Linked DNA regions of Homo sapiens: regions 1, 2, 4, 5, 6 and 7 are each linked to region 3. The links are chromatin loops, found by intact Hi-C in ENCODE. Cell type or tissue: Caco-2. All regions are shown on one strand. Links, peaks and the distances in the headings refer to the core of each region. The heading gives the core; the rest is flanking DNA. Region 1 overlaps PDZRN4 (PDZ domain containing ring finger 4). Region 2 overlaps CNTN1 (contactin 1). Region 3 holds the start of LOC105378247 (a long non-coding RNA gene). Region 4 overlaps PDZRN4 (PDZ domain containing ring finger 4). Region 5 has its middle 17 kb from the start of LINC02400. Region 6 overlaps PPHLN1 (periphilin 1). Region 7 has its middle 81 kb from the start of LINC02400.

Region 1 (4,492 bases), core at 146-4,145, 750 kb before region 3:
CACTAGAATGTAAGTCCCAATATTTTATAGTTTTCATTGCCAAAAATTCAATCTTTCAGTTCTTTCCCATTAAGTGATTTTGAGGCCAAGTTGTTGGCAGGATTTTTGCAGTGGCCTGAATAACAAACTTAGAAGAAGTGAGCTCAGTGGAGTGACAGGGGAGGCAGGAAGGAAATAGATCCTCTCTGCTCCACATCTTTACACACTGCATGCTAGGGTCTGTGCTAGGCGGTTGGTGTAATTTTTATTTATCTCCCTTAAAATTTTATAAGAGTATACTGTGGATTTTTTTAAAAAAATAATCATTTCTGAGGGATTATTACATATAAGGCTATAGATATATAGTAAGTAAAGGAGATAGGATTCAAACCCAAATATGGCCACAAGAGTAGGAAATAATTTTTAATATCTGCCTACAAAGGTTTCAGTGATGAGTATAAAGCATTTCACTTTTTAAAATAAAAATGGAGACTCATTGAATCTAAGGAAATAATTTAGAGAAAATGTACAGGCTGGATGTGAAAAATGAAGGTGATTTTGAGGGATGTGAGACTAGAGAAGACTATGATAGTACTTGTGAGTTTCGGAGTTGGGTAAATGGTTACAGGCAGAGGAAACTCCAGATTTATATGCTTTTCTATCTTGGTAGATGTGGTTGACTAGCAGTAGTTTCACAGTTGTTATTAATGAGAAGGGTGAATGGTGTAGGAAGCCTAGGACATTCTCGATAGGGATGACAGCAATCCCAAGGGACAAATATTGGTCCTTGGAGGGCAAGAAAGCTTACATATTACAATGGTTTGTGGCTCTCCAAAGAACTGCAGTATGTAAACAGATATACAGCATATTTGTGGTATTAAAATTTCATATGGAAGGTGGTGGGGAGATAATGGAAACCAAAAAGAAACAGGGACCTAATACAAGAAAGCAGAAACCATACAAGAAAATGATTTATACAAATAAGCTCTTCTCTGGTGTTTTAAGAACCCTTTTTAGTATATTATAGTTATTGTAGCAGTTTAACGAGTAGACCCTGGCCTCAGATAGATTCAGATAGACCTGGGGATTATTTTATACACGTCATAGTTCATATATTTATATGAAATATGAATATATTTATGAAATATGAAAATATATATTTCATATATTCATACATCATATTTATACATGTCATATTTCATATGTGTCATAGATTCTGCTAAGTGTTTCCCATTATATAGTCATTGATTAAAGCCTTGCAATAAATTTATGAGAAATTCTTTGAATAAAACTTACCCAAAGTCACACAGCTCTTAATGTTAGGGCCAGCAATCACTATGAGATTTATTTTCCTAATACACTGGGAATAGAAGGTAGTCATACTATTCTGCAGATTACAAGAATCACATCAGCTAATGTATGTAAAGTACTAAGCAAAGTGCCAGGCAGGAATGTTAGCTACTCTTATTATCTATCTATGGTCAGTACCCTATATTTGTCTGGATAAACCAGAGTCAGCAGTATTTACCATTCTTAGAGACCCAGTTCTACTTTAATAATAATGTCATGCATAATGGTTAGCTAGTGTGACAAATGTACCACACTAATGCAAGATGGTAACAAGAGGGGAATCTGGATATATGGAAACTCTCTGTACTATATTTACCACTTTTCTCTAAATCTCAATGTATTCTAAAATATAACAATTCTTTAAAAGAGATTCACTTCTAGCAACAAATTGAGTATGTTGTTGTAAATTGCAACTTTAAAAATCAGTTTCATAAATTCAGCAGAACAATGAAAATGCAAAACAGACAAAAAACAGTAATGAGCGTGCACAGGAATTTTAAACATTCCATACATGAACCAGCAGATGGCAGAGTACGCAAGCATCTGAACTTGGGTACTAAAACCCTGCTTCCCATCAAATGAAGCCTTTTCATTTTTCACGTAGTTTTAGTTAATTTATAGGGCCAACGATATAAAATCCTGCTGCCCCTAACTACAAGGCCGTTGCTGAAAATAAAACGGGCGTGAGTTCTGGGTGGATTTGTTAGCTCACAGGCACTGCAGAGGCGAATTTCCCACTGAGGAAAGAGTCCGCTTTCATTCTGAGCGTTGTGAACTCAGTTTATGCACCAGTGCAGATATGATGTCTATAAACAGATGGCCGGCCTTCTTATCCCAATCTCTTTCTCACCTTACGCTCACTGTGGTGATAGCTCACCTGGTCCAGGTGGGTGGATGATTGACTCTGTAGACCAGACTAGCTGGACTAATCAGTGATCCCCAGCTGTGCTGACACTAATCTAGAGTTACTGCTGGAACGAAAGTCTAACCTCCAACTGAAATAAGGTTGGTGAACAGCTCTTGTTGCAACGATTGAAGAGACTCTGCTGCTCTTTGGTGTGTAGGAAAAGTAATGTTTGTTAGAGGTAATCAATTTCTCTTTGGTAGATTAGCAGCTATAAATAGAATTCACATACAGAGGTTCCGTATGGATAAAGATGATTTTCTTTTCTTATGTCTAGGGGAGAGGAAGATAATTTATGTGAGCAAGTGAAAGGTGATGTGGAATAAAAAGGATATTAGTTAGACATTTTAGTCCTCGGCAAAGAATTTAAGGCTAATGGCCTCCATCTGATCCAAAAGCCAATTATGCTAATGACGCTCTTAGATGTAAAAGCTGTAGCTATAAGTCAACACAGACTTTTGGCACTCAATATGTTTGCATGGACACTAAGATGATCCTTTTCCTCCTGTTCCCTGGCTGTACTCAAAATTCAAATCCCTTTTACCTTTTGTTATATGCGTGACTCATAAGATAATAAGACTGAAAGAGGAGGCTTTTTATAAGGCCATGATTGGATATATCCTCCAAGCTAAGTCTTATGTTATATTCAGAAGTCATGGAAGAAAAACATAGACACAAGATACCAGAAAAGGTTGTCATCTCCCTATCCAGGATAATGTTTTTCACCAAATTCAAGGAGACTTTTTAATTTCTTTTGTTCAGAAGGTTAATCATTGAGATGGGTTAATGTACACACATTAGTTAATCTTAGCAGTCTGTTAAATGAACAGGTTTATTGACTTTACAAAAGATTACTTTGTGTAACGATTACATTGAAAGAGCAGAACTCAATATGGTGCAATATAAAGCATTATTTTTCCTTCCACTGTCCCTAAAACCCTGCTAGAGGGGCCAGCTATTTCTGTGCTTCTGATGAAAAGTGAAAGCAGTCCCATAGCTTCAGTAACTTTTAATTATAAAAACAGTCTCTTAATAATCAAAATTCCCTACCTCATTCAAAGTTAAACCTTGTCCAGTAGTTCCCTTGAAAGTCCTTTTACTCAAGATAGAGATAAGGGAACAGCGGAAAATGCTACATCACAACAACTGTTCCTAAGGAAATTCTATTCCAAACACTCCCATCCTTTGAACTTTCTAATTTCTAAATATCTTCTTAGTGCGGATTAAATGGAGGGTCTCAGTATTTGTTTTGGGATGCCATTTTAGCAAGCCCTGCATAGTGATGGAGCCCCTACTAAGGATGCATGGATAAAGGCCCTTATCTCAGCCTTTCAGCCTTCAGCTAAAACAGAAAGAAAAAGTCCCAGTTAAATATCCTGCCATATTTATAACTCCAGAAGGATTTTTGGGACACTAAAAATAAAGGCAGGGTGACATAAAAATAACGATGTGCTAGGATTCTTGTTAAGTGACTCTCAAAGGGCACTGGGAAACCAGTTACACGCAGGGTTCGGGTATACAGTGTTTTTCAAATGTTTGGGTTGGTAACATTTGAGAATCAATGCTCTTTTATACTTTAAACAAATCAGTCATTCTTGACATAAGTCATTTATAAAATAAGAATGCTGAACTAGAGAGATGTATAAGATTCCCTTAAACTCAAAATTATTTAAGAACTTTCTTAAGCAATCAAAAAGAGAAAATAAAATTGTCAAAATATTATTTCTAGTCATCTCAGCTTTGATTTTGTTTACATGAAGTAGGCAGGCAGTTTTTAAAACCTAAAAAGCTAAAACGTGTTGGCCCAATTTATGAACTTAAATGAGAAGCAGCATCTTCATTTTATAAAAAATGATGGTCGTGGTATTTAAAGATGGGTAGTAGTTTCCAACAATAAGTAGGAGCCACTATTATTGAATAATTAGTTTCTATTTTGGTTTTTCTAGGAAAGCTTGTATTTATTTATTTATTAACCTAAATAAGTCTCTGTGTCCTCAGATAAGAATATTAATTGACCTGGCTCCAGTCTGTGTGAAATGTGAATTTCCTTAAAACTGAAAATGTAGAAATCAAACATATTACTATTTCAAGGAAGTACTAATGTTTTCAATAGAGGGAAGAAGACATGGGTTGAAACAAAGAACTAGAGTTGGAGATAATTATAGTAGTATTGAGGATAGCCTATAAAGAGACAATAATGATTAATAAAAGCCCACCTGCAAGGCATATAAGAAGATTTTTAAAACTTGAAGACTTCTT
Region 2 (4,492 bases), core at 254-4,253, 1.1 Mb before region 3:
TAGCTTTAGAAGAGTTGTAATTTAACTGATCTAGCTACAACTGTACACCTCTAGTAAACATACCAATACTCTTTCAGTTTCTGAACCAAAATTATACTTTAAAGAATAACAATTGAGAATTGGCAGAGAACTGTAAATTTTGTATTTTGACATTATATACCATGTAATATATTTTCCTTATAGATCTGAAACTATTTTGCACATGCCCAAAATTAGTCAAATTGGCACCAAAATCTCCAATACTTTATTTAAAGTGTATTTTATTTTGCAAGAAAAGTAAATACAACTTGGGTTTTATTCATTTTAAAGGAAAAAAGTAAGCTAAACAGGGATCTTACTTTCTCAAAAAGTAGGCTTCTGAATTTGAAAGAATTATCTTTGGTGTTATAAATTGAATAATTTCAAAAGTAAAGTCTAGAAGTTCCACAACCATAGTTTATAAAGTAGTAACTAATAGCTGCAATGAAGTCTATGTAAATAAATTTGCAGACAAAAATTGCCCTAAACTGAAACTTCATATTTAGAGCTTATTTATATTCTTTAAAATACTAATTACATTGTGCTGGTACATGTAAATAATGACTGCAAAAAGAAAATGGAAAAAAAAAGGAATTTAAAGAGAAAGAAAAATAGATCCCAGTCCCCTTTAAAAAAAAAAACAGGAAAACAAAGAAATAACTGGAATACTAATTAGGAAACAAATAATAAATTAGACCATAAAAATGTAAAAGACCTTGTGGCCACTTAGTGCACACTCTCCCTTTTCAGATGATAGCTGCAGAGATTCACATAGTTACCCCTCCAGCTAATCCAGAGCAGAGTCCTGACCGCAGGCTCACCACCTCAGGTTTCAGTTCATTCCATCAAATAATGATCTGACAGTGGGAGCAAACCTACTCAACTGACTAGATAAGCATCTTAATTGAATCAGAATATCAAATGCACATGTTTAGCATGTCATAGATGGACAGATGCATTCAATTATCTCGATTTTTAAAAAGCCTGGATAAGAATCATTTTAAAATAAATAATTAAACTGAATTCTATCTTTCAAACCAACACAAGACTAATGAAGCTATCCCTGGCACCTTCCTTCTCTTTTAAGGCAAACTACAAAGTTAAACTTCACTGGTCAATATGCCATGCAAAATTTAAGTAAAAACGCTATAAATATTTGATCCACCTTTTGGAAGATAGTCCTAACAGCTATTAATTGCTTCTAGGATTGTTAATAGATCATTCTCAGAATTAGTGGCTCCTCCTATGAAAATCTTAGTGAATATATATATGTCTCTTAAATAATGATTTGGTATTTTATGTAGTTCTCCCAATATTTCAACAATTGAATAGCATTTGTTCATTAAGAATATGTACTAAGCACATGCCATAAGCAGACACAGTTGTAGGCACTAGGTTAAATAAAACACTGAAATAGACATGGACACCAGCCCAAAATAAACCAATGATACCCCAAGAGTTTAAGATTCAGATGTAAATGTTTTTTGGTAGCTATTACAGTTAACAAAACCAACATAATTAACATGTTCTAACAATTTTCATTGCTAAAAACTAATACAGGAAGTTCTGACTAATAATAAAAAGGAATAGGGAAATCAAATTTTAAACTTTTTATTTCAAGAACCTAAGTTTTTATTTTCCAATTTAGTTTCAATAATAAATTGAATTCAATAATTAAGTATGCACTGATTTTAGCTTGCTATTCTTGATTTTAACCACTAAGGGGCAACCTTGTATAAGGATTCAAATTTCACAGCCCGGTGTAATTTGGGACTTCTTTTCCTTCATGAAATTAAACAAATGCATTTGCTCCTACTTATGAATAAATTGTGAGATTATAGGTGATTTTTAAATGTCTTCTTTATATTTTTTCTAATTAAAGTTATGTAATTATTAGGAAAAATGTAACTGTACATTTTTAAAGATGTATATTTCTTTTAAGAGTTTAATGGGAACACCAAAAAAGCAAAAATAACACTGTCTTTGTATTTAGTAATCCTACTTTATGTAAAACTTTGGGATTAATTTATTTTTTAATGTAACTTTCAATTTTAAGGCAGTAATTGCACACCTAGTACTGATTATAGAAAAACACTAAGGAGTTAAACATCTAAAAATTTCCTGAGTATTATATTAATATGTAATAATTGTCAGATGTTCCACTGGAACTTGAACTCATGCATGGGGGATGTTAAAAATACAAGCTCGAAGCAGAAATTTAATAAATCTGAGGCTTTGATACAATAAGATATTAAAGCAGTTTATCTGCCATTCTTTTATTTTGTTGATGTTATATGGCAAATGATCATAAATGTTTCAAGTCCAATTATAAAGTGGCTCCTGTTTTGGCTTTCTAATTCAATAGCTACTTAATGCCTTGGAGTAAATACAAAAGGCAGAGCCATTTTATTTATTCATTTAATGTATAACTTTTCTTGTTCCAGAAAAGACTTAAGACAATCTATCAAAAATATGAATTTTAAATATCTCATTTTATTCCTCTTTCAAGGTGGCACCTAACCTGTAGAATTTTTCAGTAGCCCTCAATTTTTGACATTCACTTTGGGTCATTTTCTTTCAACTGTTTAACAACATTCCCTGCTTAGAGCCATTAAGTTAGTTAATTACATGAGTTCCTTAAAATTTCCAGTTTTGGAGATTGTCACTATTTCATATATATATATATATATACACACACACACACACACACACACACACACACACACACACACACACATATGTATTACTCTTATTACAAATACATGTTAAATTTGTAATACTGTGGGACATTATTGCCTGTCTTATATGAATTCATAAATATCACTTGAATTGTTCAGAGATTGTGTCACAAACCAACCTGGGCTTTAGGCTTCATTTTCTCACCTCTTATGTGGTGACTCTGATCCAGGGATTAAAATTCTCTAAGCCTCAGAATTTCCCTCTGTAAAACGTGATTAATCATTCACTTACTTCATTCAGGTTACTTCACTGGGTTTGAAAAACTAGTTACTTCATGAAAGAGTGCATATAGAGACTTGGCACAGCATCTGAGAGTATTGGGGACACGAATAAAGTATATAAGTGGTTATTAATACTTTTTATAAGAGAGCAATCATCCCCCATTGGAAATTCCAGAAGCTTTTGCTAGCTAGTTTTTCTTTCTTTCTTTTTTTTTTTTTTTTTTTTTTTGAGCCACAGATCTCATTTTTCACAATTTAATACTTGCACTGCTTGCTGTGCTGGATACTTAGACTGAGACCAAAAAAAAAAAAAAATCTGGGTATTTCATTGCTGAAGGCAGTGAAGAGGTAATAATAGCCAACATTTATTGTGGGCTTACTGTTTAGACAGAATTGGGTTAAATGTTTTTCACATATTTCTCAGTTGATCTTCACAGAAATCCTCTGTGGAGTGCATATTATTGTGATTTTCTCAGTTTTCAAAGTGAGGAAAGTGAGTATTAGAAAAGTTGAGTAACTGGTCCCATGTAATCATACAAGTCGCTAGAGGCTAACAGAAGATTTGATACCAGGTGGCCTGACTGCCAACCCTGTAATCTCCACCACTTTGATTCATCTTTTGGTTAATGTTCATGTCTGTGTCTATTTAAATAATTCTCCCATAAGTATTTGATGCTCTACAAGGCAATACTGTTCAATTCACATTTTATTCTCTAATCTGGTTTAATGAACCTTGTATGCTCACTCAGATTGCCCAAATTACTTCATTCTCCCTACACTGTTGGCCACCTTTGCAATACACTGTAAGTCATGTCTACACAGTTTCAAGTGGTCTAACTATGAAGTTCCTGGCAATTCCTAATGATCCCCTGTAGACAGGTATGCTAGGTGTGTGTTTGCAGGTATGTGGGTGTGCATTTTTTCTGAGTGCATAAGCAATACCATTCAAGAGAGAAGAAGACAGATTTCTCACCCAAACGTTATTTTCCTTTTTTAAAGAAAAATTTTATTAAACATATCAAAAAAGGTCTTTAGATTTTACAAATATGTATTTAAAACTAGATCATGCTGTGATCTTGTACAGAAATTTTGTTTCTGCAAGACAAGAAAAAGGAGAGGAAAAATGATAAAACAGAAGTCAATTTGTTTTTTTTTTTGTTTTTTTACAATTTAATCTTTTATTTTTATTTACATTTTATGTAGAATGCTTATAACTAGAAAGAAAGGTTTCTTTTTTTATATACTTTAAGTTTTAGGGTACATGTGCACATTGTGCAGGTCACATATGTATACATGTGCCATGCTGGTGCGCTGCACCCACTAACTCGTCATCTAGCATTAGGTATATCTCCCGATGCTATCCCTACCCCCCCTCCCCCCACCCCACAACAGTCCCCAGAGTGTGATATTCCCCTTCCTGTGTCCATGTGATCTCATTGTTCAATATTTCATTGTCTCTATTCACTATTTTGGTTGTTGTTGCTGTTTTTGTGGGTTTTCTTCTTTTCTTTTCT
Region 3 (4,492 bases), core at 198-4,197:
CCTTTGTTTCCTGTAGAGACCACAGTAGTTTAAAGTGACTTCAGGGACCCCTGTCCTTCACTGACTTACTGGATGGTCTCTACCATCAGTTACCCTCCAAAATATATAAAGCCAAAGCAGCTTATGTGGCACCTTGGAGGTCCACAAAAGAAGGGGTTCCAAAAGCATGCAGTCATTAAGCAACTTTTTATGCCCTAGTTCCAGGGCCTTGCATCCAGATATAAAACAAAGCTCAGGTACATAGAATGGCTGCCTGTCCTGTAAGGTTCTATGGATATAAACTCACTTGCAATTCATCCTGCTGAAAATGTCTCCTTTCCCGCCACCTACTTAGGTCCTGTTCTGCTTCTACTCTGCAACACTCTGAATTCTGGCTGTTGCTTTTGTTTTTTGTTTTGTTTTGTTTTTAGCATGTAAGGGTGTCTTTTCTCACTTTCAAGCTGAGCTATACATTCAAGGCTTTCTCTTATATTTCCAGCGTGTCTCTATGTCCAGAGCCTGAGGAGGGCTTCCCACCGTACCCTGGTTTGCTATGTTCAAGGTAGTCTCCACCAAAAGTTCATTCATTCAGTCAACATTTCTGAGAGCTTATGAGGTGTCAGGCACTACGCAGGGCACAGAGGGCACAAACATGAGTGAGATGGCATGCCTGTTCCTAGCAATCTCATAGTCTAGAGAGGAAACTCCAGCACAACGGGGCTAGTGCCTGGTATAGGTGTGAACAAAGGGAACAGCAGCAAAGAGAACCAAGCCACTGACTCTGATGGGAATGGTGGGGAGGGATTTGCACGTATGGCTGTGCGATGAGTGTGACCAATATCCATCCATGATCCGCATGGCAGGGAAATAAATTAACCTTGACATTTATGATCTGTACTTGTTTAAAAATATAATCGAGCATAACATCAGATGGGTTGTTAGACTGATCCTCAAGAAACCTGGGTCAGAGTTCTCACTCTGCCTCTATGTGAACTGAGCACGGCATTGCACATGGCCAGGCGTCACTTTCTCACAGTATTATTTAATCAGTTGAGTTAAATAATCCCTAAGATCCCAACTAGCTGAAAACTACATGATTATTATACTTAATGTCATCACTTTCCCACCCAAAAAGCATTTCTATAAGTTATTTAAGAAAATAAAGCTAAATATATCTGTTTGCCACGGTCAACACATGCAAATTTAGCCAAAGGAACAGACCTAGAAGAAGAAAGCAGACACAAACCAAAAGACTAAAGAGCGGAGAGATTGCTGGGGAGCCCTGGGCACAATGAGTGGATGAAGCAGGAACGCAGAGAAGTGTGGCTGTGGTTGTTTAGTTTTGACTGAATATCTGCAGGTCACCTTCTTGACCACAAACTTCTCAAAGTTCCAAATCACATCTTCTCACTGCAGCCCACTAAAGAGCACCAAGGGATCTTTCATAAATACAAATTGGTTATGATGAAGAAGAGAGTGTCCGTTCGCTGATGTTTGTTGAGTGCTGCTGATAACAGTCTTTCAACCTGCCCCGAGCTGCCTTCTCCTGACAAGCAATTTGTAAGACGTAATGAGCCCGGTTAATCCAACACACGCAGCCCCCTGGATCACATGTAACAGAAACTGCACGTCCTCCAGAGCACAGATCAGTATGAAGCGAGGTAAACTGTGATTCTAAATGCGTAGTTTCCTTTGCTCACCCAGCTCGGAATAGGTCGCTTGCAATCTTCAACTCAGCTCTGCCAAAGTTGGATTCCTGTCCCGCCACCGAGGCGGCAAAATGGGAAGCGCAGCGCCATCTGCTGTCCGTCGAGGGGAGAGTCGAGGCTGCTACGGAATTGCTACGGTGTATGGAAGGGGGTCCTTCCGGTGGGACCTGGACTCCTTTGCAAAGCAATTCTCTCCACTATAAAGGAATACATGAGATTTATTTGTTACAGTGCGAGCTTTCGTATTTATTTTGTTTTCTTTAGGTATGATAGTCTAGATAAAATTTCTTTGATTTCAGACAAAAATGAAATTAGAAATTCAAACCTAGTTATAATGTTTTAATGTATGCACTAAACTAGGGCATGCATTTCATAATAAAAGTATCTAACCCCAATTACAGAGCTTTCCTTCACATTCATTGTAAGTACCATAAAATTAATGGCGTACACACAAGCTGATATTTATACAAATATAAAGAGAACTATTGAAGAAGGAAAATGTATTCAACTATGTTATAAAAGAAACAGCACCTTTTGAGTTATTAAATATTTTTACAGTAACATTAGAATTTAAAGCAAATGGTTCAAAGGATGTCTTGCTTTCCTAAAAAAGCTGAAACTTTGCACCAAGTTGGCTGATTTGTTCTTAATTGCACTTGGTATGTAATTCTATTTTAATAGTCTATTTTCAGAGCTGACAGTGGGACACTGAGTTTCTTTCAACTATGAATGAAAACGTAATGTTTAGGACTAGATATTGGCTTTCTAATGTAGATGATTTGGAGCTTGTGTGTTATGACCAGAAAAAAAAAATGGTGGACAGAATGTCAAGGACAGCCACAAATATCTCGGAAGTCTCACCTACAGTACCGCCATCCCTAAGATTCTAGAAAGATACTATGATGGGGACCTGGACAGTGATACCCAGAGGCAGCTTCCTTTGGCCACTTTCTCCCGACATCTGATTCCAGTGGATATTTATTAATTAAGCTTCTATTACTATAATTTCAGGTAGGAGAGACCGAAACAGGTAAACTATGCTTATTTTTTATTACAAATATTCCCAAAAATATTTGGAAAGAAAAAGATGCTAGAAATAGCATCTTCAGGAAACAAAGTATAGGTTACGCTGTAAGAAACTGCTGCTGCTTGGCTATTTTTTTTTTTTTTTTACCAAAAGCAAAGGAATTTCATATAGTTCACCCTAATACTTAGGACACTCAAGGGTGCACTGACATGGATGTGATAGGGAATGACATCCCTTGTAAACGCAGTCTTTACATAGATGCTTCTTCACGTCTGAGGCTAGGTTTATGAGAAGTTAGTTTGGACAAATGTTTTAGTCTGTGACATGAGTTTTATAAAAGAGCACCATCCCTCAGCAGAATGCAGTAGCTCAAATGAGCTTTCAATAGGGGCTGTTGATTTGGTTGTTAAGACTTAGATTCTTATCCTTGTTCACCAGTTAAGTCTCTGTCCAGCTTTTCTTATTGTAGAGTAGATAAGAACTATATATAAAATTAATATTTTCATACATTGACTAGTAGACATGCTGCAATACAAAAAGCCCATTTTTAAGTCAGTTGCTTAAATGTAAGCAAGCACTTCCTCAAAGAAATAAAAAGTGGTCCTAAAAAGTGGTCAAGTTTTCAGGTCCAGTCACAGGGGTCTACATAATTCACAATTCAGCCACACTCATGTTATTTTACAAATCTGAATTATAAGCCAAGGAAGCAGAAAGACAAAACGAAGAAGAAAAGTGATCAAAAACTGATAGTATGGTACTTAGTGTTTATGATACCATGTTCAGTATTCTGGTAAACCATGATATTCTTAAGTATTGAAATACATACTTAGTTCTGAATGATGCTGATATTTTCATACTTCCAAAAAACATGAAATCTAAATCCTTTATGTATTCAAAAATCAATGACTCAATTTTTGATGTATGCAACAAAACAAATCTGTGTTCATTTTTTTACATCTACACAGATCTACACCCATAAAGGCCGCAATGAGCAAACAGATGTGCAACTGGAGCTTCCACTGAAAGCATAAGTCTCAGTCTGTGCATGATGAAACTAAGAAAAACAAAGACAAGCAGAAATGCTCTCTTCAAAACAAAATAGAACAGCTTACCATAATAAAAAGACTGTCACTCTAAAAAAACAAAGTACGAAATTTTCAAAAAGTACTCTTCAAAGAGATGGGGTGACTTGAAGATAGTCAAAAGAAAATGTCTGAGCCAGGAGTGGTGACGTGTACTTGTAGTCCCAGCTGCTTAGGAAGCTGAGGCAGGAAGATTGCTTGAATCCAGGAGTTGGAGACCATCTTGTGCAATATAGCAAGACCCCATATCTAAGAAAAAGCAGAAAGAAAACAAGACACTATTTTATAGATTTTATTGATGAATAATTTATACTATTATAATGTATGCTTATTTTCATAAATTTTTATATTACTTGAGGTTTTCTAGGTTTATACATTTTTATATTTGAAATGTATGAAATTTTGAGTCCCAATGAAATTTTTTAGGAATTCTAAAAATGTGTTTTAAATAATTTGAGGCCCAGCGCAATGGCTCCCACCTGTAATCCTAGCACTTTCGGAGGTTGAGGCGGGCGGATCACTTGAGGTCAGGAGTACTAGACCAGCCTGGCCAACACGGCAAAACCTTGTCTCTATTAAAAAATAAAAAATAATAATAATAATACAAAAATTAGCCAGGCATGGTTGTGGGCGCCTGTAATCCCAGCTACTCGGGAGGCTGAGGCAGGTGAATCACTTGAACCTGGGAGGCGGAG
Region 4 (4,492 bases), core at 336-4,335, 760 kb before region 3:
TACATTTTCAGCAAATAAGAAAGAAAAGTTAATGTTTTATTAGTTCCATCAAAATACTTAACTGATGGTCTGTTGTGCCCACTATGAGTCTAGATAAGGTGATGCTATTATATATTTTAAAGTCAGTAATAAGAATCTTATATAAACTTGTGTACAATTGAAGTCATAATTTGGATTTTCTATAGTCTGCACTTCCTTAGTTTCATCCACAGAGAAACATTAACATTTCTCATACTTGAAATATCCCTGACAGAAAATAACGAGCTTCTAACCCCGTGGTTCTGCTGATTTTCTACAATATCACCCCCCGTAGTCAAGATAGTTTTAAATCTTGTGTTTTATGGAAATCAAATTCCATGATTTATCTCTCCCTTTTAATTAGAAAAAAACATGTTTCTATTAATTGAGTTAAATTGGTGATGCAGAAAGATGCACTATATTTATTATGTTGCCTCATAAATTCCATAGCACATCCCAGTTTTAAAAGACATAGGATTCTCTGTCCTCTTGGTTTATTAGGGATATGCAAATTTTCTAGGGGTTCAGGAATTCCCTAGAGTTTCTCATCCTAATTTGTATCAATTTTTATTAGAAAAAAAAAACTACCTTTCGTTGCATTTCGAAAAACGTATTCAGAATATTTGTGAAGAATGTAAACTGTAGTATTTAGTAGGAGGCAGTTACAAATTTCTTTAAAATATACCTAAGGGAAAATGTGTAAGCCCCATTCCATGTGGATTATTTGTTAGAAATCTAATAACTTGTGATAGATGAGTTCTGCTTCATCAGAAGTTGAAGGCTTAATCAAGATTTAGCAATTAAAGAAATTAGATTTCATTCTTTCACAAAGGCAAAGTAGTTCTATTTCTCTGTTTGTTTGTTTTCTTATTTTTTGAGATGGAGTCTCGCTCTATCGCCCAGGCTGGAGTGCCGTGGCGCGATCTCGGCTCACTGCAAGCTCTGCCTCCCGGGTTCACGCCATTCTCCTGCCTCAGCCTCTCGAGTAGCTGGGACTACAGGCGTGCACCACCTCGCCCAGCTAATATTTTGTATTTTTAGTAGAGACAGGGTTTCACCGTGTTAGCCAGGATGGTCTCGATCTCCTGACCTCGTGATCCCCCCTCCTCGGCCTCCCAAAATGCTAGGATTACAGGCGTGAGCCACCGTGCCCGGCCTCAAATAGTTCTATTTCTCTTTTTATTGTTTTGAAATCTCTTCAGTTCTACCAAATCCAGCAATTTACAATGAAGTGTAATGTAAGAAAGAGGAACGCATTCTTATGCTGGCAGATCCATGCCAGAGAACATGGGATGGGGAGAATAGTATCTGTGGTGGTGGGCAAGAATGGGAAGGGTACAGAATGGGCAGCCTGAAGTCCTGAAGATGGGCTCACTGGCTCCCCATTAAACTCTGGACATTTGTCCGGTGATTGCAATTTCTCTTCCAATCTTCATCCTTCCATTGCCTCCCCCGTGATTCCATTTGTACTCCTTCATGCCTCCCAGATGACTGGTCCAGTTCCCTAAATTAGCGTCTTCTCCAAAACGAGGACTTCTGGAACTCTTTTTCCATTTCCCAGTGGTGCTGATTGATGATACAGTGCTGTAACATTCATTATAGTTTTGCCTGCTGAAAGACCATGACCACAATCTGTCTACGGCCATGCACTGAGATAAGCAGTCACCTATGTGTCCACAACGTTCACTTGCTGGCCCTTGTCTGATGTGTTATCATACATTTGGTTCTGTTTAAGAAGCTTCTGTTGAGTGTCTTCATAAAATGGAATGCCCGTGGCCTGAGTATGCAAAAATGAGTAAGTCAAGGTTTGTGATTTTTAGAAACTTTCAAGTAAGTGAGGGAGCTGGAAAAAAATTCAGTTATTTTGTAATGTGTAATTCTTATAATAATTTCTTATGCAATAGCATCAGTATGGTTGTAGAGGTACAGACTAAAAGATACAAAGATACAACTTCCATTGAAGACATAGAATTTGTGATGATATTTGAAGGAAGATTGGATTTTGAAAGGGTGAAATTGCTATTGGTTAATAAACACCATTAAGTAAAACTATAGAAGTGATCACTGACAGAGAAAACTCAAGGGGAAACTAGTCATGAGCTGAATACTGTTTGTTTAGATATGCTAGATAATTTTAATAGTGAAATATCATTTTAGATGGATTCTATGTAAAATTATTAGAAGGTAAATGTAGATCACTAGAGCAAGATAAGATGTCGGCGTTTCTAGAATTCAATTGAAGACAAATCTTAAAGATTAATAGGTCAGTCAATTAAGTTACCATTTTTAGCCTGATTTTTTAAGTAGGGATAAAAAATACTGTATATATGTATATATATATAAAATATATCTCACTAACTAAACCACATAGTATATACTATTTAATAAAATTTACATGGTATAGATTACCTCATGCTTAAGGTAACTTCAGTGATTCCTCGAAATTATTACTGATTCCTTTAGTGAAGTCTCAAAGCAAAAATAATGTGTGTGTGTGTGTACACACACGTACATGTATCAATGAGACATATAAAATGAATTAGTCATGCTGATACCTTTTTTTGGTGGTGGTGGGGGAATGTACTGATAAAGCCTTTTTATCAAAATGTATCTTGTATTCACTTAAAGAAAATGAAAATAGTTGGGCGCGGTTGCTCATGCCTGTAATCCCAGCACTTTGGGTGGCCGAGGTGGGCGGATTGCTTGAGGTCAGGAGTTCAAGACCAGCCTGGCCAATATGGTGAAACCCCGCCTCTACTAAAAATACAAAAATTAGCCAGCATGGTGTTGCATGCCTGTAATCCCAGCACTTTGGGTGGCCAAGGCGGGAGGATCACTTGAGGTCAGCAGTTCAGGAACAGCCTGACCAACATGGTGAAACCCTGTCTCCACTAAAAATACAAAAATTAGCTGAGCATGGTGGCATTTGCCTGTAATCCCAGCTACTCAGGAGGCTGAGGCAGGAAAATCATTTGAACCTGGGAGGCGGAGGTTGCAGTGAGCCGAGATCCCACCACTGCACTCCAGCCTGGGCAACAGAGCAAAATTCAGTCTCTAAAGAAAATGAAAATAGAGTCTATCAATAAGTTAAAAGCAAAATGTTGGTAGAAAATAAGAATTAGCAATCACATGAATTTTTGTGCTTATATTAAATTTAAAAGCAAGTTACTAGTATAAACTATACAATAAAATATTTATCATATATAATCCCACACCTTAAAATACAAGAAGGAGGCTCCTCCTTTCCCCTTGTATTGATAATAGGTTTACATTTATCCATCAACATGCTTTTACCTCTGTGATCAAAGGTAAAATCAAGCTGTGGCCCAAAACTGACTCCATGAAAAACACACCCTTGACTTAACTTTTTGTCCTTTCAATTTCAGCAATATTTGAAAATATAAAAGTATAGTTAACAATATGTGCAGACTTATAAATTTACCAATTTAAGGAAAGAGAAAAAACCTATGGAAATTCTATCATTTAGCTGCCATATAATTACTTAAGGCTGTAGGTACAATGAATACATTGTTATTTATTTATATGATAACAAAATAATGAAAACATTGTATTGGCAGAGCTAATTATTCTCTAATTGCAAAGACTATCAAGTGACTTTGGCTTTATGAAAGTAAACTTCAACCTGAGTGTATACAATTTACAAAATTATGACATTGTTTTTTAAAATCATTATGAATAAAGCATCATACCAATAGTAGTTAGAATTGAACTTAGTCATAGCTCTTGGAAATTTGTTATCACCTTTGAAATATGTTCTTTTTCTTATTTTCTTTTTATCATGTAGTGGTTTGTAGTGGTTCAAAAAATCCATTAGAGGGCAATATAATATTGCTCTGAAGCTGAGAAAATATACTAGTGAAAGAACAGAGTATTACTCTGCCTCTCTGAGTTTTGAAAACAGCATTCTTACCAAAAGGAATTATTTAGTTCTGTTTTTTCATTAGTGTTTTATTTTTCTGAAACACAAACCATCAGCTGAATTTTAATCTTTTATTTATATTTAGAGCTGTAAAATAAATTATTCTAAATTTGAATTTAAATCTTGCAGGTGTATATTTAACTTGATAAATACAAATAGATGGTGCAGTAAATTTCCTTCTACAATTGTATTGTAGAAAACCTTTTTCAGAATGAAATCATGTCATTTGAAGCAACCTGGATGCAGCTGGAGCCATTATCTTAAGTGAATTAACGCTGAAACAGAAAATCAAATACCACATGTTCTCACTTACAAGTGGGTACTCATGAACATAAAGATGGAAACACTAGACACTGGGTACTCCAAAAGTGAGGAGGGAAAGAAGGAGGAGAGAAAGGAATGAAAAACTATCTAGTGGGTACTATGTTCACTATTTGGGTGACGGGTTCAATTGAAGCCCAGACCTCAGCATTGCACAACATATCCATGTAACAAACCTGCACATGTACCCCCCAAATCTAGAATAAATTGTAA
Region 5 (4,492 bases), core at 261-4,260, 280 kb before region 3:
ATCTATTTTAGTTTTTGTTTCCTTCCCTTCTGTCAAAGTTTTTGTTCTGTTTTATTCGAATGGTTACTGGATATACTTTGCAAGAGAGGGAGGGTCCTTCCTACCCTACTCACATTTACAAATGTCTTCCTCCAGAGAGTCCCAAATTAGTGTCATCAGAGTTATGGGCTTTCCTCATGGCAATTATTGCTTTCCTGGGTTTAGGGACCCTAACCTTAAATTGGGTTTGAATTAACTCCTTGTCATGTTGACAAGTTGCAGCACTTGATTAAACCCAGTCTTTGTCAGTCCATTTTACAATTTCATAGTTGTTCAACAGGGCAATGGTGTCTTCAGGCCTCTCAAAGGCACAGAGTGAAGCATTTGGAGCTACTTTTCATAAGAGTCTGTGCCAAGGGTGCATTCCCTTAAAACCCTGAGGATTATGACATTTTTAAATGACAGAGACATAGGTAGCAACAGCGGAACCAGCATTTTGTAGAGTCCTCATAAACCACCGGTTTTTTGGAGAGTGGACCCCAGCACTCCACCTAGTGACGACTCTTCCTCACATCAGTGATCACCTGTTGAGCCCATAGATTAGAGAAGGTGTAGTCATTCTCCTGAGCAGTCTGTAAAACAAGGGCCAATGCCTGCTTGAGACATGCAACCAATGATCATAGGCAAAGAGTCATTCCCAAATCTAGTGTTGGCCACTGCTTATGCTGAAATCCAGGCATACAATTCAATCCAAGACTCATGCAGAGATCCGAGCCACAAGGCATGGCCCAGAGCCACCTTAAGGAAAGTGCTCACCTCATACTCCTGTCCCTAAATGACAATTATTAAAACTTCCAACTTAGGTCAGTGAAATCCATGACAGAGGCTTGGTTGGAGTTGGCAAATGTAGCATAATGTTACACAGCTCAAAGCTCATGCCAGCCAACAAGCAACAGCTAAAAGCGCAAACTCTCCAGTAGGCAGCAGAGCCAGTTAGCAAGCCAAAAGCAGGAGAAGACCCCCAGGTGGTAGCGGTCCAGATGGTGTGGCCTCGACCACCTACTCATAGCACCAGTAATTTTGTGGTTGCCCTTAGACAGCAGGATCAATCCTCCACCCAAAATTGGCTCAGATGTTGAGACTGGTGCTATAACACACACTCCAAGAGGGTATGAAAAAGGTTGATTATTCTCATAATGTGGTTTTCTGGGGAGAGCAAGGCAAGCACTCAAGCTGCTCTGAAATGGCTTGGCTGGAGGGAAGGATGAGTAGCTTTGATTTTTATTATTGTTGGAGAATGGGGCCAGCACGAAGGTTGCCTCCCACAAAGGCGGGCTTGCATAGTTTAACTTCCTACTGGTGCCAAGGGAAGGAGCTCATGAATTTTCTTACTGGCTCGTCCAAATGTGGGGCAAGAAGAGAAGAGAAAGAAATGGGCCTCAAAAGCAGTCAGTAGCTGAGAAACAAAACAGAAGTCAGACTCTATCAAACCTAGCTTAAGAACTACGATATTAAAACCTTTTTTTCGTTTATTCAGTAATAAAAATTTTTCCCCTCGTTTCCCTGGAAAAGTAATGTCTAAGGGATCTATCCTTTGATTCCTGAATCTCCAGAAATATTCCTAGTGCCAGGAGCAGAGATTCAATCTCTACATGTGCAAAAGATAAATGGTTAGAAAAATATCTGAAGGCTTCAGCAGAGTGCAACTCGGTGATTTTAAATACCCCAAATTGATTTACCCTATGCTTAGGCTAGAATCAGGAGTAATTAGGAATTGCTTTTGCACTTTTTCTCAATCAAGAGTGAATACATTTTTTTAATTTTAAAAGGAAAGTTAGAAACTTACTATTTTTTGTAATCTAGAATCTGGATGCAAAAGAATGCAAAAACTTTCAGAGAAATAATACATTTTGTTGTCATTAAAGCGATTACCCTTTTCAGGGGGGGAAAAAAATAACTTTCCAAATTAGATACCTCAATAAAGACAGAAAGTTGGTCTGTAAAGAACACAAGTCTTGTTTTTATGCCATCACCGACTCTGAGGGTTTCCGGCCTAATCGTTTTTGATTTTTTTCTTCCCAGCCAACTTAAAAGATTTCTTCACAATCAATGAGATCAACTATCTGGTCCATTCAGCGTAGTTATTATGAAGGCAAAAACAATGAATTGACTACATTTTCAATCCAGTTTTGTTATGGGAGATATTTCAATCAGAGAGACATGCTTATAAATTTTCTTTGAGAGGAAATCTGGGTGGGAAAAGAAACGACGGTGTTAGCCAATAAATGTTGCTTTTCAAACCTGCTAAGGCTCTCAGATGATTTATCACTGTTTGAAAGCTGTGGGCTATTTTATAAAGGAAAATGTATTTTCACTTGCAGTTGTGTAAAAATTTTTTCAAAGTCACATTTATAAAACTCATACCACCTGAAACTAGAAGACTAAAGTACTCTGGCCAATCAATAGCTAATGGCCTTCACCAACAAGGAAGCCCTGAAGGATCTTCTGCTTGTCTCATTTCAAAATGTTGAATTTCACATATCAGAGATCTCCAGATGTTGGCTTCACATGTGCCTTTCTGAAAGGAGTCCAGCTGAGGGTGGGTATTTGAATGGTGTCCATAGAAGTCTCCCCAGTATTCCTGGAGTATTCACCCCTATCTGATAAGGGAAAGATGAAAAAATAGCCCTAGGAAATCAGCGACTTTGGAAGGCACTATTTTAAGAGTTTCTATGTCATGGCCTGTGTGGTTTGCAGAGATAAAGTGGCTCTGATCACCCACAGCCCTGTTGAGTTAACAGGCCTGGTGAAGGGTGGAAGATACTGCAATGAGATACTCCATGGAAGGGCAAAAGAACGTAAACCAATTCATCACGCTTCATTTTTAAATCATTGGTGAGATTTTTAAGTGAGACAGTACAGCATTTAGCAAGCCTGGTTTCTAACAGTAGCTTCAGAGAAAACTTCAACCCCTTAAAATGAAGCAGTCCCTAATATTGATCATCCACTGACAGTTCACTAATATTCCATGGCTTACCCTTACTAGACTTACCCCAGGTAAAATCTATCAAAAATCTTCTTGACCTCCAGAATTTGTGTAAAGAGGCCACTCCTTCTGTTTGAAAAAGGAAAAGCCTCCAGCCAGAAAATTTAAAAGGACATGTGAAAAATGGCTGAAGTGAGATTTTTAAGCAGATAAGCTTCCTCACTATTTCCTCTGCAAGTCCAAGTTTAGAAATCCCCTTCTTATTCAGTAATAAATAATTATTGAGCACCTACGATGTGAATAATGTGAGGCCAGGCTCCATGGAGATACACAGATGAAGAAAACATAAAGGCAGAAGATGGTGAATCAAAGTGGGGAGAGGAAAGAGATGTGCTCTTTTGATTCTTTTATTCAGTTCATTAGAAATAATGACTCATGAACTCATGGCTATTTTAAAATATTTGTTTACTTAATTCTATGGATTAAGGCTTAACAGTGTTATTATTTATTTTGTTGCTAAAATTATTTCAGCTTTGGCCATTACAGGTTCCTTTAGGTTGGTTCCTGTGTTCTTTCAACAAGCACACCTCCATCCCACACTCCTCTTTTTGGGTGTGAGCATTTCCTTATTTTCTGGCACCACAAGACGTTCCAGCCTCATTTTATATTTTCCTTGCACCAGCCCTGGAATGAATCACTCTTTAAGGAGCCCGTTTTTCAAGTTTTATTTTCAATTGAGAGATAATAATATTCATGGAGTAAAATGTGATGTTTTGATACATGTATACATGTGATATATATACATACATACATTTTGATACATGTGTACAATGATCAAATCTGGGTAATTAGCACATTCATCACCTCAAGTATTTATTATTTCTTTGTGAGAACATTTACAATCCTCTCTTTTAGACATACATTTTCAAATAGACATTATTATGAAGTATATTCACCTTGCTGTGCAGTAGAGCATCAGATCTTACTCCTCCTAGCTGTAACTTTGTAGTCATTGACCCATGTGCTCTCCTTTCCCTTTCCATCTCCCGACCCCACTCTCCCAGTCTCTGGTACCTACCATTCTATTCTCTACTCCTACAAGTTTGACTTTTTCAGATTCCATATATAAGGAGAACATACAATATTTGATCTCTGTGCCTATCTTATTTCACTCAACATAATGTCCTCTAGGTTCATCCATGTTGTCACAAATGACAGAGCTTCCTATTTTCTTGAGGCTAAATAGTGTTCCATTGTGTACTAATGCCACATTTTTGAAATCCATTCATCCATTGATGAACACTTAGGTTATTTTTGTGTCTTCACTATTGTGAATAATATTGCAATAAACTTGGGAGTGCTGATATCTCATTGATTGGCATATTGATTTCAATTCCTTTGGGTATATACCCAGTAGTGGAATTGCTGGATCACACAATAATTCTATTTTTACTTTTTTGAGGAACCTCCATACTGTTTTCCACAATGGTTGTACCATTTTACATTCACACCAGTAGTACAGAAGGA
Region 6 (4,463 bases), core at 464-4,463, 310 kb after region 3:
TTGGGGGATCTGTTATAAGTGACATTAAGAAGGTGACATTGAAGGGCAGGAAAGTTAATTCCACAGATACCTGGATGAAGGGTGGCCTGCCCCTCCACACCTGTGGGTGTTTCTCGTCAGGTGGGACGAGAGACTGAGAAAAGAAATAAGACACAGAGACAAAGTATAGAGAAAGAACAGTGGGCCCAGGAGACCAACACTTAGCATATGGAGGACCTGCACCGGCACCAGTCTGTGAGTTCCCTCAGTATTTATTGTTTACTATTTGCACTGTCTCAGCAAGGGGAATGCGGCAGGAGAACAGGGTGATAGTGGGGAGAAGGTCAGCAAGAAAACGTGAGCAAAGGAATCTGTGTCACAAATAAGTTCAAGGGAAGGTACTATGCCTGGATGTGCACATAGGCCAGATTTATGCTTCTCTCCACCCAAGCATCTCAGTGTAGTAAAGAATAACAGAGCAGCATTGCCACCAGCATATCTCGCCTCCAGCCACAGGGTGGTTTTCTCCTATCTCAGAATAGAACAAATGTACAATCGGGTTTTATACCGAGACATTCCGTTTCCAGGGGCATGCAGGAGGCAGAGGCCTTCCTCTTACCTCAACCGCAAGAGGCCTTCCTCTTTTACTGATCCTCCTCAGCACAGACCCTTCATGGGTGTCGGGCTGGGGGACGGTCAGGTCTTTCTCGTCCCACGAGGCCATATCTCAGGCTGTCTCATTGGGGAGAAACCTTGGACAATACCCGGCTTTCCTGGGTAGAGGTCCCTGCAGCTTTCCGCAGGGCATTGTGCCCCTGGTTAATCGAGAATGGAGAATGGTGATGACTTTTACCAAGCAAACTGCCTGTAAACATGTTGTTAACAAGGCACATCCTGCACAGCCCTAGATCCCTTAAACCTTGATACCATACAACACATGTTTCTGTGAGCACAGGGTTGGGGCTAAAGTTACAGATTAACAGCATCTCAAGGCAAAACAATTGTTCAGGGTACAGATCTTTTTTTGTTTGTTTGTTTTTGTTTTTGAGATGGAGTCTCGCTCTGTCACCCAGGCTGGAGTGCAGTGGTGCAATCTTGGCTCGCTGCAACCTTCGCCTCTCGGGTTCAAGCGATTCTCTTGCCTCAGCCTCCTGAGTAGCTGGTACTACAGGCACGTGCCACCACACCTGGCTAATTTTTTGTATTTTTGGTAGAGACGGGGTTTCACCATGTCAGCCAGGATGGTCTCAATCTCCTGACCTTGTGATCCGCGCGCCTCGGCCTCCCAAAGTGCTGGGATTACAGGCGTGAGCCACCGTGCCCAGCCATGGTACAGATCAAAATGGAGTTTCTTATGTCTTCCTTTTCTACATAGACACAGTAACAGTCCGATCTCTCTTTCTTTTCCCCACATCTGGAGAAGAATATTCTGTGCAGGGAATTGCCAGTGCAAAGACCTATGTTCATCTGAAGTTTGAGGTCAATGTGACTTTGCTGTTCAGTAACTCTAGTTGGCTATCAATAGTTGTTGAAAGAATATAAAAAGCGAAGGAATGAGTTTTGGTGGGGAGGGGAAGCTATTTATCCTGAGTGTATTTAATAATGGAAACTGACTAGATTGGAATGCAGAGTTACTATAGCCTAAGTTGCTACTATAACCAGTTTGGTTAAAATGAAAAAACAGATCCATTATCTTGACTTTGGATTCAGAGTGTTAATGGTTTGACAGAAGGATATTGCCTATGACTTTGTTTTCTCAATTTCCATGACACTTTTGCTTAGAGTGCAAGTCCTCCATAATCTCTCAGCCCTCAGTTGAAGTTAACATAACAGTGGTTGGATAGCCCAGTGGAGTGCTCTAAGAAAGGCTTCTTTTCTTTCTGGAATTAAATATCCCATGATGGTATATTAAACATACCGTCTTCATTGAATATGGCATAAGAGAAAGAGATTTTTATAATCCATAACCAGTTATTAGCGCACTTCTGAATGAAGCTTGTATTCTCCACACTGAGTTCTAATTCTGTTCTTTGCCTAATTGTGATGTAGAGGGTCCTTCTATTGTTCTGTTGATTCTTCAGTTTGAATATCTTGTTGGCTTAGATAACTTTTCTGGAGTACCATCGAAACTGCACTGATATGAGGAGATGTAGTGATGATGTGGCAGGTAACATGATCACTCACTGGGAGTCTGAACACCTTTGTATAAATGTAACTGATTGGTCAATTTCCTAAGCCTGGATAATATCATAAACAACATATGCCGCTAATCAGGAAGCTTGCTGTACTTATCAGCTATTTTTAAATCCTTTAAAAATTACAAGGTTCTAGCATGGGGGCAACATAGTAAGACCATGACTTGATAAAAAATAAAATTAGCCAGGTGTGGTGGTATGCCTGTGGTTCCAGCTACTAGGGAGGTTGAGTCGGGAGGATCACTTGAGCCCAGGAGGTCAAGGCTACAGTGAGGTGTGTTTGCCCCACTGCATTCCCGCCTGGGCAACAGAGTGAGACCTTGTCTAAGGAAAAGAAAGAAAAAGAAAATTGCAAGTTTCCATTTGAATATAAGGTGATATTAGTGTATTCTGTCTTCTAATTACCATAGGAGATGGTAATTTTCATCATACTAAACTATGGAGGTATTTTGAAGTCATTGTTTACAATAACAGCTAAAAACAACCTTAAACATCTAGTACAATCTCAGAGATAAGGATAAGAGAGATGACCTGCCCAGCTCTCAACTGGCAAAATTCTAGACTAGACTTCTAGGACTAGAATTCTGTTATTATAATTTTGTTCTTATGAAACTTGGGTGGCCTCTGGTGGCCAAAATGATATCTTCTATTTTCAAGAGTGTGTTTGAAGCGAGTTTGGCCTGAGAGTTCTGTTTATACAATTAATGAAGATTTAATTATTTCTCTATATTGGTTGGTTTATACAGACACAAATCTTTACGTCTGTATTTCCCCCCCTTACAGGAAATTGTTGAAAACGTTAAATTTGATTCCTAAAAGGACTCAAGTAAGTATAGTATAGTAGTATTTAATATAGTAGTTATTGTTACATTTTTTGTGGGACACCGGTAAATTTTAATATTTCAGTATTAAACTACATACTATTTCTTTAGAACTCTTATTGTTTATTTTTCTCATTTATTACAAAACCTTATTTTTATTTACATTCTCCTTTAGTATATTAATTTACATTCATCATTTTTATCATCACTTCACATGTTATGCTTATTGAATGATTTTCAGGAACTTTAAAAACAGTTACATACTTTTGTAATACATAATAGTATATATACATTATGCAGTAAAATATTCATCCTCTGCCCAGCTACCTAGTTCTCCCCAGAGGCAATTGCTGTTGCATTCTCTTGTTACTCCCAGGAGTAGTCTGTACATATGCATATATATTCATACCTGGTCTTTTTACTGTGCTTTTCTTTGCTTAGCAGTATATCTTGGCAGTCTTTTCATATTGTTACTGGGGTTACTTTTCTTTGAAATGGTTTGCAAAAATACTCCTTTTGTATAAATATAATTGATCAATTTACAAAAGGAATACAAAATATTCCTTTTGTATAAATGTAACTGATTGGTTCAGCAATTTAATTTGTGCTATTTTGATGGATATTTTAAGTTCCTTTCAATCTTTGCTATGCAAGTGTACAAGTATACCTAGAAGTAGAATTGCCAGGTCAAAGCATATGTGTTTTTAAAATTTTAATAAATATTGCCAAATTCTTCCCAATCTGTACCAATTATACTTCCTTTTTTTTATTTTTTATTTTTTATTTTTATTTTTATTTTTTTTGAGATGGAGTCTCACTCTGTTGCCCAGGCTGGAGTGCAGTGGCACAATCTTAGCTCACTGCAAGCTCCGCCTCCCGGGTTCATGCCATTCTCCTGCCTCAGCCTCCCGAGTAGCTGGGACTACAGGCGCCCGCCACCACGCCCAGCTAATTTTTTGTATTTTTAGTAGAGACAGAGTTTCACTGTGTTAGCCAGGATGGTCTCGATCTCCTGACCTCGTGATCCGCCCACCTCGGCCTCCCAAAATGCTGGGATTACAAGCGTGAGCCGCTGCGCCCGGCCAACCTCCTTTACTAACCTATGTAAGTGTTGCTTTCCTTAATCTCATCACTGCAGTTGGATTTTTGCAGAGCTTTTGGATGAAAATAAGTATGCCATTATAGTTTTGGTTTTCATCTTCTTTATTTTGAAGGAGGTTGAACATCTTTTCAAAAGATTTTTAAGAGCCATTTGTATTTTTTTGTGAACTGTTTGCTTATATGTCTGTTTTTCTTCTGGGTATAGCTATTGACATTTTTCCCCTTTGATTTGACTTTACTTCATTGCTGTTACTATTTCTCTGTACTGTATCTTAAAAAGGATAAAATCTAACTCTTTAGACTGAAACCTTTAGTGGATTCAGTAAAGGTGGGGGAGGAGGAGTAATGTTGACAATTTACTTCCCTT
Region 7 (4,492 bases), core at 156-4,155, 340 kb before region 3:
AACTACTTATGAAGACAGCTTAATTTTGCCTCAAGGCATCTTTTTTCCCTGTGCATTCTATATAGTGCCAATTCTTGCTATTTGGTGTTTTAAAGGTCACTCAGAACCTGGAACTATCCATCGTAGCCATTCCAGCCTTTAGTAATGTCAATCATCATATCACTCCTCTCTTACTATTGACTGCTGAACATGTTAGAAAAAGTCATGCAGTGATGGCAGCTGGAATGACAGCCAATCCATGTTATCTAACATCAGCTGCCCATCAAGACTCCTGGGCAATCATTTATCTGCAGTTGACTCTCACTTCATGCAATTTGTGTTATAAATGTTTCCTGTGTTTCCAACTCCTACAAAACCCTCAAATCCATGTGTATCTTCTTCACTTTCAGCCAATAGGAATCTCGCCTCCTATATACTTGAGAAAGTAAAGGCCATATGATATGAATTGTCTCCATTTGACCACAACATATCTGCGATAACCCTCTTGCTTTCCTCTTACCTCAGAGTTTTCTCCTCTCTCTCTCGGAGATGTCATTCATTTACACAATGCGACAACACATAGATCTCACTTCTGCATCTTCCCCTACATTGTCATTCAACTAACTACTGAATGTCCTCAACTAGATTTCCTGCAAATGCTTTAAACATAGTACCTTTAAATTCTTTAGGATTTCCTTCAATCCTATAAAATTTTGTGGATCTATAAAATTATCTGGATAGTTGTCTTTATTCTCCAATTCATTTATTCAGGTCAAGATAGGTGAATGATTGATTTTTTTTCTCTCTCTAGCACTAAAATTCCATAATCTTTTTACTATGTCAAGTTTAACACCCTATCAAATTCTTCCTCCAGGATTTAATCCCATAATGCATTCACTTTGGCCATCTTAATCATGAGCTTATTCCTGTAGTAAAATGAACTTGCATTTTCCTGCTTCGTCAAATGATAAGCTAATGAAAGATCCTTGCCAACAGAGTTTTTAAATGATAACTGGAAGTTGCCAAAATACTCCCCTGACAGAGTCTCCCTTCATTCGGACAGAATCTAAGTTCAACCAGCAGGGGCTCCCTGAAGGCCAGACCTGCCAGCTGGCACCAAGGGCTTCCAGGTGGTCATCTCAGCTAATTGACAACGCCACTGGAGAGATTGCCAACTACACTGACTCATAGAAAGGAAGTTTACCTTTCTTTCAGGAATGGAAAGACAAAATGCCAAATGCAGCAGGTTGCATATCTTTGCTCATAAAATGTATAATTTGTCAGAATCATTTTTCTTTAAATGCTTTAATGGAAATCCTTGGCAGGTGCATACACTAATGATTCCCATATTAATTCAGTCCTCAGTCGTTCCATTTTATCCCTAAACTCTTTGCACCTCTTAGGTAGTGCTATTATTTTTTTGATTATGAATCACATGACGAGGCCATTTTTCCAAAGAAAAGGATATCTCTGTTACATTTGAAAGTGCTCTGTGACTCTTCTTAGATGGCCTGTGCTGAAATTAGTAATAACAGGTGGGATTGACTGTGGAACCATATATAATGTCTTCGTGCAATGTTAAATTTTACAGCCCCAGAATAATTGTAGAGAAACATTACAAAGCAAAGAGAAAGTAGAGTTTTCAAAGCTGAGAAATCTCTTTTGTCAAATTTATCTTATTAAGAGTGGTTTTCCGATTTGAAAGATATTAGAATATCATTTATTTTACTGCCAACTTTGATTCTCATTAGATATTCAAAAATTTTCCTCAAATAAAATGTTGAAGTTTAACCTAACCCCCTAATGACAGGGTTAATTTGGCTGCCAAATTTATACAAGAATAGAGAAGAAAAAGATATGTGCTTCAAGAGGGAAAAAAATCACATTCCATTATAATAATGCAGACAAGGAGTGTAGGTTTTGGGTTCTGAAGTCTATGTGAACTCCAGGAGTGGTCATATTAAAATTCATGTCACATCGCAAGTTTGTTTCTACTGAAAACTGCTCTGCTTAATCTGATATCCTATCAGTCAGATTTTAAGCACTTCTCTCACCTTTAAGAATGTGATAAAAATGTCCTACTGAGCCATCAAACTGCTTTCATTTTGTTTAATCCCTCAAAATGCTGTTGCTAAGGGAGAAGGGAGCCTAGGTGAAGCCATTCTGTTCATGCAGGTGCTGGCCGCCCAACACCACCCCTATGCCAGATGTGCAAAGCCCTTCATATTTTCCTTGCCAAAGGTAGGCTATTCAAATTTCATAGGCTTAGCAGTTTTACTTCTCCTTTTCTCTCCTCACCCTCAAGATATTCTCAGAGGGGTTTTATTCAACACCATACCGTGCTGAAGTTGTATGGGTGATACAGTAATTGCATGTAAGATACAGTTAAGGCCTAATGAACATTATATTTATGAAGAATGTAGCTCTGATTTCTAAAAGCACTTTGGTAAATTATACAAATTAAATATTCATTACCTTGTACTTCATTAGTTCACACTTGGAACACTTTTTCTTCATTATGGTAGCCTGGAGTAAAAGCTTTTTTTCTTCTAACACATTTTATCCTGCTATTTTTCAAAAACCCTTTTTTTACAGTATTTGGGGGAAACTGTATTTTTTCTATGGGGGCCATAATATTTATCATTTTCTTTTTTTAAAAAAAACTGCATCTTTATCTCACACAAAGAAAGCAAATATCTGTTTCAAGTTCTTATTTCAATAGTCAGCATAAAAATGTGCAAACTTTTACCTCTGGCTTTCACTCATCGCTTACTTCCTGCTCTTATTCCTATAAAAGAAAGTTATTTCATTAGGGAGAAACCTTGGCACTAAGCTAGAGGTACTGCAGAGTTATAAAGATGTGTATTTTCCATACTGGAATAACCTTACAGTGATTTATTAGTCATCACGCTCTGAGAAGTTAAAAATCCTTTAAGTGGTAAGGTTGTTTGTCTGAGGTAGGTGATTAATAGACAGCCTTCCTCAGCACGTGCAAATTAAAATAGAAGAAGGAATTATGATTGGAGCTCTCCTTTTCCACTTCTAAACACGCTAGTCAGCTAGGATGTATTCTTTCTTTGATGTATTCAGCAAATGTGTGTGTGAAATACTGAAAATGAGTCACCCTCCTAGGAGTTTATCAATTGAATGTCTGTTGCAGGTGGTCATACAGTCTCAAACAACTGAAAACAGGTGACTTAAAAATGTACTTGTAGACAAAATAAATGTCTCCAACTTTAAAGCTCTTCAGATTTTGTTCTCTTAAGATGTACATAAATGGCAATTAATGATGGGTTTTTACTAAAGGATGTCAGGGAGAGACCTGAATTGTAAAAGCATTTTAAAATCAGGTTTGAAAAGATAAAATGGTCTCCTTGAATTTTAAAGAGCACTTGACTAGAAAACAGGAGACTTGAATTTGAGTTCTGGATGCATCATGTAGTCTTACAATCTTCATAAAAATCCCTTACTCTTTTTAAGCATCAGTGATCTAATCTGGTAAATGGGAATAAGAATACTCACTTTGCCCATTCCTCTGATTTGTAGTGAAGATTATAAAAAGTTTTTAAAAACCAAATGTGAAAGCTTTTACAAAGTAAAATAGGTTAATGATATTAAAAATTAAAATCATGTGCTCCATAATTTCCATACACTAAAATATCAATCAAGACCTGAAACCGTAAAATTTGTAAAAGATAACATTGGAAAAACTCTTCTAGACATTGGCTTAGGCAAAGAGTTTATGACCAAGAACCCAAAAGCAAATGCAACAAAAACAAAAAATAAATAGATGGAAACTAATTACACTAAAAAGCTTCTGCACAGCAAAAGAAATAATCAGCAGAGTAAAAAGCCCACAGAGTGGGAAAAAGTATTTATAAACTATGCATCCAACAAAGGACTAATATCCAGAATCTACAAGAAACTCAAACAAATCAGCAAGAGAAAAACAAATAATCCCATCAAACAATGGGCAAAGGACATGAATAGACAATTCTCAAAAGAAGATATACAAATGGCCAACAAACATATGAAAAATGCCCAATATCACTAATTATCAGGGAAATGTAAATTAAAACCACAGTGAGATACCATCTTACTACTGCAAGAATGGCCATAATTTTAAAAATCAAAAAATAACAGATATTGGCATGGATGTGGTGGAGAGGGAACACTTTTACACTGCTGGTGGGAATGTAAACTAGTACAACCACTAGGGAGAGTCCTTAAAGAACTAAAAGTAGAACCATCATTTAATCCAGCAATCCTGCTACTGGGTATCTACCCAAAGGAAAAGAAGTCATTCTATGAAAAGCACACTTGTACACACATATTTATAGCAGCATAATTCACAATTGCAAAAATATGGAGCCAGCCCATCAACCAATGAATGGATAAAGAAAATTTGGTGTATATATACGATGGCATACTACTCAGCCATAAAAAGGAACAAAATAATGGCATTTGCACAACCTGGGTGGAGTTAGAGACCATTATTCTAAGTGAAGTAACT

What was found. Hi-C counts contacts between places; a loop is a spot of excess contacts. Peaks named below come from ENCODE experiments on the same cell type or tissue, not always from the same donor. Only the 100,000 strongest peaks of a DNase experiment are listed, where the experiment ranks them.
Region 1: it touches region 3 in a loop (20-fold over the local background); 87 of 110 quality-filtered maps call a loop at or near these places.
Region 2: a loop joins it to region 3, with 20 times the contacts of the local background. A loop is called at or near these places in 62 of 110 quality-filtered maps.
Region 4: a loop joins it to region 3, with 9 times the contacts of the local background. A loop is called at or near these places in 87 of 110 quality-filtered maps.
Region 5: it touches region 3 in a loop (3-fold over the local background); 2 of 110 quality-filtered maps call a loop at or near these places.
Region 6: it touches region 3 in a loop (8-fold over the local background); 19 of 110 quality-filtered maps call a loop at or near these places.
Region 7: it touches region 3 in a loop (10-fold over the local background); 34 of 110 quality-filtered maps call a loop at or near these places.

Annotation. Positions count from the first base shown.
Region 1 is chr12:41,275,372-41,279,863 of GRCh38, forward strand. All of the region lies in intron 3 of PDZRN4 (PDZ domain containing ring finger 4), which reads left to right. Among named protein-coding and RNA genes, the nearest start is that of PDZRN4, 89 kb to the left of the region's middle. In Caco-2, for the core only: a CTCF peak has its summit at 1,872 (motif pointing right); no DNase peak of the experiment used is centred there.
Region 2 is chr12:40,945,075-40,949,566 of GRCh38, forward strand. The region is part of intron 14 of CNTN1 (contactin 1); the gene reads left to right. Among named protein-coding and RNA genes, the nearest start is that of PDZRN4, 240 kb to the right of the region's middle. In Caco-2, for the core only: a CTCF peak has its summit at 1,781; no DNase peak of the experiment used is centred there.
Region 3 is chr12:42,022,610-42,027,101 of GRCh38, forward strand. It overlaps LOC105378247 (a long non-coding RNA gene), which reads right to left and starts at 3,993. Exons shown (of 4, transcript XR_944875.4): 1 at 3,828-3,993; 2 at 1,680-1,885. In Caco-2, for the core only: a CTCF peak has its summit at 1,780 (motif pointing left); a DNase peak (open chromatin) is centred at 1,752; H3K4me3 peaks cover 213 bases; H3K27me3 peaks cover 210 bases.
Region 4 is chr12:41,260,614-41,265,105 of GRCh38, forward strand. The region is part of intron 3 of PDZRN4 (PDZ domain containing ring finger 4); the gene reads left to right. Among named protein-coding and RNA genes, the nearest start is that of PDZRN4, 75 kb to the left of the region's middle. In Caco-2, for the core only: no CTCF peak of the experiment used is centred there; no DNase peak of the experiment used is centred there.
Region 5 is chr12:41,745,255-41,749,746 of GRCh38, forward strand. No RefSeq gene overlaps it. Among named protein-coding and RNA genes, the nearest start is that of LINC02400, 17 kb to the right of the region's middle. In Caco-2, for the core only: no CTCF peak of the experiment used is centred there; no DNase peak of the experiment used is centred there.
Region 6 is chr12:42,329,703-42,334,165 of GRCh38, forward strand. All of the region lies in intron 1 of PPHLN1 (periphilin 1), which reads left to right. Among named protein-coding and RNA genes, the nearest start is that of PPHLN1, 5.8 kb to the left of the region's middle. In Caco-2, for the core only: a CTCF peak has its summit at 2,774 (motif pointing left); no DNase peak of the experiment used is centred there.
Region 7 is chr12:41,681,006-41,685,497 of GRCh38, forward strand. No RefSeq gene overlaps it. Among named protein-coding and RNA genes, the nearest start is that of LINC02400, 81 kb to the right of the region's middle. In Caco-2, for the core only: no CTCF peak of the experiment used is centred there; no DNase peak of the experiment used is centred there.